Linked DNA regions of Homo sapiens: region 1 is linked to region 2. A link is a contact called in ENCODE Hi-C or POLR2A ChIA-PET data. All regions are on one chromosome and are shown on one strand. The core of a region is the stretch at or near the end of the contact, and the rest is flanking DNA. Distances in the headings are between cores, read along the strand shown.

Region 1 (3,636 bases), core at 147-2,646, 190 kb before region 2:
ACTATGGGGTGAGGGGCTCCTAGATAGTTTCAGGATGGAGGCTGCTTGCCAGAAACACCAGCTGTGATTAGAGGATTGGAACTTTCACTGCCATCCCCATCCTCTGGGGAAGAAAAGGGGGCTGGAAGTTGAGCTCAGTCATCAATGGCCAATGATTTCACCAATCTTGCCTACACAATGAAACTTCCATAGACACCTCTAGACAGTGAGTTTTGGAGAACTTCCCAGTTGGTGAGCACATCCGCATGTCCACGTGCTGGGAGGACGGCACACCTCATCTCCATAGAGACAGAGGCTTCTGCGCTTATATCTTTCTGTAAGGCAGACACCCTTGTTTCTAGGAGGGACCTAGGGTGGACTGTGGATTCTTTCTCTGGGGCAAATAAAAATGTAGAATCAGAAAATTCAGGCACTTTGCACTCCTCATGGGACACTCCAGCAGCACTCACGTGACCATCCTGAGAATGGACAGGACACCTGAGGTGGGGAAGGGAGCACAGAACCCAGACACCAGCCTGGACACAGGCACCTGGGATAATCTCCTATTCCTTGGAAAGTTCCAGTATCTGAGGGAGGAACAGTGACTTCTGGTCCTGACCTGAGTGGAGACCGAGGGACTCAGAAGAGCTGGAATCAGACCCCCACACACACTGAGTATGAGTCAGAGAACAAGGCCTGAGAGAAAAAGTCACAGTGCCCAAGACTGCTGCAGGGGTCAAAGGGGACTGCTGATCAGTGTTCCAGGGATTTGCTCCAGATTAATCTGAGTCATGGAAAAACTGCCTTTCTTTTGTTTCTAAACAAATACCTGCAAAGACAAAAGACCACATAAATCCCCAGGTGCACAACTTTTTCAGATTTAAAGAAAAAACAACCCCCGTCTTTCCCTCCATTCCCAGGAGAAGCTCACTCTGTGGCATCAAGCTGCCTGGGTGAGCTCTCTTCTAGAAGAGTCCAGGGGGACAGGCAAGGAATGGGAGGCAGGAAGTCCAGTTCAGGGAGGGGGATTCTGGGATGAAAAGTGAAGGGAGAGGGACTGAGCCCATGCTGAGGGTTTTTCTCTGGTTTCTCAGACAGCTCCGGGGCCAAGATTCGGGGAGACATTGAGACAGAGCGTTTGATATAAAAGAAGGGGGTAAGAGCCAAGTCCCAGGGCCCGGAGCTTGGCTCTCTGGGCTTCAGGCCCCGAGGGCGGTGCCTGGGATGGGCCGGCTCAGCTTTGGGGTTTCCCGAGCTCCGCTCTCTCTCTTCCACCTTTCCCAACCTGTGTCAGGTCCTTTTACCTGGATACTCATGATGCGGCCTCAGTTCTCACTTCCATTGGGTGTTGGGTTCCTAGATCAGCCAATCAGTGTCGCCGCGGTTCCTGGTTCTAAAGTCCTCGCCGGCCCACCGGGACTCAGATTCTCCCCAGACGCCAAGGTTGCGGGTCATGGAGTCCCGAACCCTCCTCCTGCTGTTCTCGGGAGCCGTGGCCCTGATCCAGACCTGGGCAGGTGAGTGCGGGGTCGGGAGGGAAAAAGCCTCTGCGGGAAGGAGCGAGGGGCCCGCCCGGAGGAGTAAATCTGCACATATATTTAATTACAGATTACAATTACAATCAAGGCAGAAATGATCTCATTTTTACATTACAACTCTGGAAAAGGCAATAGACTGAGATGCAAGTGTGCCCCCAAGTGATGGGCAGAAGGAGAGAAGGTGTTTTGGATGCATTCTAGAACACAGGTAATCTAAGGAGAGTTGATCAAGGCCGTGGAAGAGTCCTCCAGCCACTATTGGCCATCAAAGGAGTCCTCTGTGTCCCAGGAATGGTCCTGCTTTGGTGTCCCTGGTGTGACCCATCACCCGCTGGGAACAGCCTGAGAGAAGTAGGGCCTCTGCACCAATGCTGCTGAGGATGTCAGAGCACAGGAACGAGGCCTTGGGAAATTACCTGGAAATGCGACTGAAATCTTCCTTCCTGAGGGGTCTGGGCTCTTGGAAATCAAACCCTCTCAGGTTGGGTGGCTGGACGATTCTCCTCACACTTACAATGGGACAAGGGGAACCAGGAGGCCCCCAAGGGGATCCCTGGGTTCCACACGAACTCCTCCTACCCTCATTGTGTGACAGCAGCCATGCCTCCTCCTGGGGATCAGGATCTATTACCTGTGCCTGGAGAGGAGGGGACTCCTCTTCTCACCCGCTGGTCTCTGGACACATACTGTCCAATTCCCCTGTGGCAGCTGTAATGTGTAGTTCAATGGGCACTCATTTGTCCCCTTTTAAGGGTACCCTCCTTTAGAATCCAGGACCTTCTACCCTGCAGAGTGTGGTTTTGGGAGAGAAGTGCAAAATCCCACGACAGGTGAGTTGAAGGAATGGGATATGGAGCCACATCCACTTCCACCCCTTGGTATCTGGACCCACGTGTTCTTCCTACTGAGATTACAGAACTGTAGAGATGTCTTTGATTTTTAAAATGCACCATGTCCTGAAAGATGGCACCCTCCCACCCGCAGAGTGCTTCCTGCAAGCTGGCGTTGAGCTGTGCCTATAGAAGCTCTTTTCAACATTCTTTATGGCCAGCAGCCCTTGGTTGGTGCAGATGGTGATAGGACCAGTGGGTCCCACAGCATGGCCACACTGCACCTCCTTCGCTGTCAAGTGGGTCCCCCACGAAGATACTGCACGGAGAGCAGTGCCAAGCCTGTGGATCAGGAATATCAACAGCCCCCAGAGAGTGGTGCTGGCTGAGGGTCTGAGAGCAGGACAGGAAAACCCACCTATGGAATAGGTGCCTATCCCTGTGAAGATGAACCTCTGGCCCTTCCAGGATGGAAGGAGTGCAATGTAGTCAACTCCTCACTTAGGGTCTGGTTGGTCACCTAAAGAAATAGAGCCCTACCAGGGAAGATCATTGGGTTCAAATGCTGATGAGTAGGACATTTAGAGGTGGCAGTGTCTGGATCTACCTTGGTAGGAGGGAGTCAGTACTGTTGGACCCATAGGTAGCCTCATCCCTGCCACTGTGTTTGCTCCATTTATGTACCCATCCTACCCGGCCTGGGCTGACCCATGGGGAAGGCTGGCTAATTTCAGTGCTTCTGCTTGGTTGTTCAGGGCCATTTCAGGTTTGGGTGTTTTCTGGGGATGTTAACATGGGATTCAGGCTCAACTCACAAGAAACTTTTCCATCTCATGATGGATGCTGTTGGGCATGTCCAATGTATGACTTCATGAGTTACACAGATGCTAATTCGTAGGGGCACTTGGAATCACATGGTTGTTTTGTGTCCCATGGTCAAGCATTCTATCTTATCAGGGCCTACAGTAACATGCCAAAAGTTGCTTCCAACATATTTCTCTGCTTTGGATGGGGCATATTTCTGTGCTGTGGATGACATGGCCTTACTCCAGAATCCCAGGCCCTCCACTGTGACTCTCCTACTGGTGCTTGGTTCAGCTCCACCCCAAATCTTACCCCACCACTGGCACTTTCAGCACCAGGGGGTCTGAAGGATGGTGACTGCGCCATGGCCTGGATCTGCTGCAGTGTCCTTTCCTGTGGAGGCTCCACTCAAAGCTGGCATCCTCCTATGTCACCTAGAGTGTGGGTCAAAGCAATACACCTACATGTAGAATGTGATGTCAGAA
Region 2 (3,554 bases), core at 128-2,627:
ATACCAGCACTTTGGGAGGCCGAGGAGGGCACATCACCTGAGGTAAGGAGTTCGAGACCAGCCTGACCAACATGGTGAAACCCCGTCTCTACTAAAAATACAAAAATCAGCTGGGTATAGTGGCACACGCCTATAATCCCAGCTACTCAGGAGGCTGAGATAGGAAAATCGCTTGAACCCAAGAGGTGGAAGTTTCAGTGAGTCGAGATCGCGCCACTGCACTCCAGCCTGGAAGACAGGGCGTGACTCCATCTCAAAAAAAAGAAAAAAAAAGAAAATCTGGTGACCAGAAAATCAAGCTCATCTCTCAGGCTAAGGGGCCTAAACGAGGAAAAGCTAAAGGTGTCTTCCAGAACTAGTGAGGTGTCTCACCTGGGCCCCCACAATAAAGGTACGAGTTTGAGAGTCCAAGGTCTTCACCAACACCTCCAAGCTGTCAGGCTCCTCCACAGCGGTACTGGTACTATCATTAGGCTCCATGGCCGACAGGTCTCTAAAGAAGAACGAAGGAAGGAAGGCCCGCTGTTGCCCAGACCAGAGTGTACCCGAAAGACTCCCTAGCATTAATCCCTGCCCCAATACCTAAAAAGTTTCTCCTGCACACACACACATTCACACCTGTCCCCATCCCCCTTCTGATTCCGGGGCACAGGGAGAGAAACACAAAGGGCAGGAGATCGACGGCTTAGGGAGCTGGAGGACGAGAGGTGGGAGGGGCTCCACGACGCCAATCACAATAAGCAGGGAGCCAGTCAGATTAGGAAGGAAGCACGAGACCAGAGACTAGTGTCATCACCGGTCACGGCAGGACAAGCGCCCCAGAGGTCGGAAAATCCTGGGACAACGCGAAAGCGGTGGTCGCCCCACACTCTGCGGAGAAAGTGGTTTCGCGCACGCGCGCCACGCCCATCGAACCCTCCTAACTCACTATAGACCCGAAACGGCACTCACGGGGCGACAGACCTGCTAGCTGACTGCCCGCGTCTACTGCCTTCCCACGGTGTTCCAGCAGAACGGCACAACTAACCCACAGCCAAACACACACACACACACACACACACACACACACACACACACCCACCACCCCGCGGCTCCGCCCCCGACTTCCCCACGGACCGTCACTTCCGGTCTCCCCCAAACCTGCCACCGACGGCCACTTCCGTTTCCCCGATAGTATTTGGGGATCTCGAAGCGATACTTCCGGCTCCCCCCAGGTCCCCAAGCTTTACTTTTGTGGGGCACGACGAGAAAGTCCGCAGCCCCAAACAGTGAGTTTCTGAGGGCGAGTCGGGCCGGGGCCGGCCTAGGTGGGAGGGAGCCGAGCACCCCGAGGAGCCGCCACCGCTGTCGCCCGGGGGACCGTACTACGCCTGCGTGCGTCGCACTACGGATGCGTGGACACTTAAGCATCGCCCCACCCCCTCCCCCCTCTGGCGGCGTTCACGTCTGTGCGCGCGCTTGAGCGCTAGAAGATTGAGGTGGCTACCGTAAATGCCTGAAAAACAGTCACCAGCTGGGACTCTACCACTGCCTCGAGAGGGGCTATGGACGGTCGTATGGACCTTGGACTTTGGAGATGGGGGATTATGCCACATTCATCTATGTTTAAATCTTGGCAGGCTGATAATTTCAGGCGGCACTGTCCTAGCCAGCTAAAACTCTTCTCCACCCTATTGCCCTCGCTGCGCCCTTTCTTCTGTGCCTCCGGAAGTTACTCTTTCAGTAGGCGTTTGGGGGCGGCACTGGTCAATTTTGTTCTCGGTTGCTTGGTTGGGCTAGATTTCGGTTCTGCCGGGTGGGCGTTTTAAGGGCTGTGGGCGTCACATTCGTCGGTGTGTGGCCAAGGGGACATGACACGTTTTAGGAAAAGTAAACGTGCTACTAAGTTGCACGACTTGTCAAGAAAAGAGGCGCTTCCGAGTTTGAGAATTGGGAGCAAATGGAGTCCGAGTGGACAGAAAGACAAGACCCTGACCGTGGGGAATTTAAAGGCCGGCCAGCGTGCTTCCGAAGGCCGGGGGTGGAGGCATTACCGCCTCTCCGTGCCCTCTTCTCTTAACCTGCCCTGGGCCAAGGGCCTCGGCCCCGCGAAACTGCGAGTCCTCCAGAAAGACACATCGCTGTTGGGGTGTCCAACCTTTCTGGGATTCGTAGTTTATACCCAGGTCCTGGTTATATTTTAGTTAAGAGTTCTAATAAGCAGCTGTTTAATGAGCACTTGTGCCAGCCCATATACTACGGGTTTTGTGTATTATTTTAAAAAGCCTTTTAACGAGCTTTTAACATTTTTTAAGTGAGTACACTTAGACGAACATAAGTGTCAGAATTGACAAATCCAGGCCTACAGGACTCCAGATCGAGCACTTGTACTTTACTGCCCCAATAAAAAGCTGTTAACATTTTAGCTTATTTTTTTGAGAGAGGGTCTCGCTTTGTCGCCCAGGCTGGAGTGCAGTGGCGCAATCACAACTCACTGTAGCCTCTGCCTCCCGAGCCCAACCGATCTTCCCACCTCAGCCTCCCTAGTAGGGACCACAGATGCACACCACCACACCTGGCTAATTTTATTTTTATAGAGATGGGGTCTTGCTATGTTGCCCAGCCTGGTCTTGCAGACTTGGCCTCCCAAAGTGCTGGGATTATAGGTGTGAGCTACTGTGCCTAACCACATTTTAGCTTTTTATTACAAAAATTTTCGGCCGGGCGCAGTGACTCACACTTGGGAGGATGAGGCGGGTGGATCACGAGGTCAGGAGTTCAAGACCAGCCTGGCCAAAATGGTGAAACCCCATCTCTACTAAAAATACAAAAATTAGCCTGGCGTGGTGGCGGGCGCCTGTAATCCCAGCTACTTGGGAGGCTGAGGCAGAGAATTGCTTTGAACCCGGGAGGTGGAGATTGCAGTGAGCCAAGATCGCGCCACTGCACTCCAGCTTGGGCAACAGAACGAGACTCCCATCTCAAAAAAAAAAAAAAAAAAATTCAAACATTACACCAAAATAGAACAGTATTAATAAACTCTAATATACTGGTCACCCAAATTTTGTTTGTTTTTTAACTAAATCGCAAGCCTCAGCCCTCGGCAAATTTTTTGTGGCAGTCCATGGGATATAAATTTATCAAGCTAGGTGTGGTGGCTCATGCCTGTAATCCCAACACTTTAGGAGGCTAAGGTGGGCCGACTGCTTGAGCTCAGGAGTTTAATACCAGCCTGGGGCAACATGGTGAAACTCCGTGTCTACAAAAAATTAGCTAGGCGTGATGGCGTGCACCTATACCTCCTACTCGGGAATCATCTGAGCCGGGGAAGTCAAAGTCATGCCTGGGCGACAGAGTGAGACCCTGTCTTAAAAATAAATAAGTAAATAAATAATCTATCGAGGAAGATCCATCTCTCACAGCATTAACTGCTCCAGTCACTTGGTGCTATCCAAGGACAACCTATTTGGCAATTCTTACTGCCTATTATTTGAGAACTTATTACCCACCAGAAACTAAGTGCTTTGCAAACATTACTATTAATTATAGCAAATATATACTTTGGACTTACCATG

Evidence for each region. Hi-C counts contacts between places; a loop is a spot of excess contacts on that map. ChIA-PET counts read pairs that join two places held with the same protein, here RNA polymerase II (POLR2A). Pooled maps may share reads with other maps.
Region 1: a loop to region 2 is called in a pooled map, with 5 times the contacts of the local background. The contact joins the promoter of HCP5 here to the promoter of BAG6 in region 2. A Hi-C loop is called at or near these places in 7 of 50 pooled maps. POLR2A ChIA-PET finds 5 or more read pairs at or near these places in 2 of 52 experiments (HCT116 and K562).

What each region holds. Positions count from the first base shown.
Region 1 is chr6:31,461,784-31,465,419 of GRCh38, forward strand. HCP5 (HLA complex P5) reads left to right here and starts at 1,397. Exons shown (of 2, transcript NR_040662.1): 1 at 1,397-1,496; 2 at 1,588-3,636. It also overlaps the pseudogene HLA-X. RefSeq lists enhancers at 692-1,891, 1,169-1,463.
Region 2 is chr6:31,651,284-31,654,837 of GRCh38, forward strand. It overlaps BAG6 (BAG cochaperone 6), which reads right to left and starts at 1,378. Exons shown (of 26, transcript NM_001387994.1): 1 at 1,141-1,378; 2 at 373-493. The coding sequence starts at 480. It also overlaps a transcript of APOM not described here. RefSeq lists enhancers at 247-826, 827-1,406, 1,407-1,986.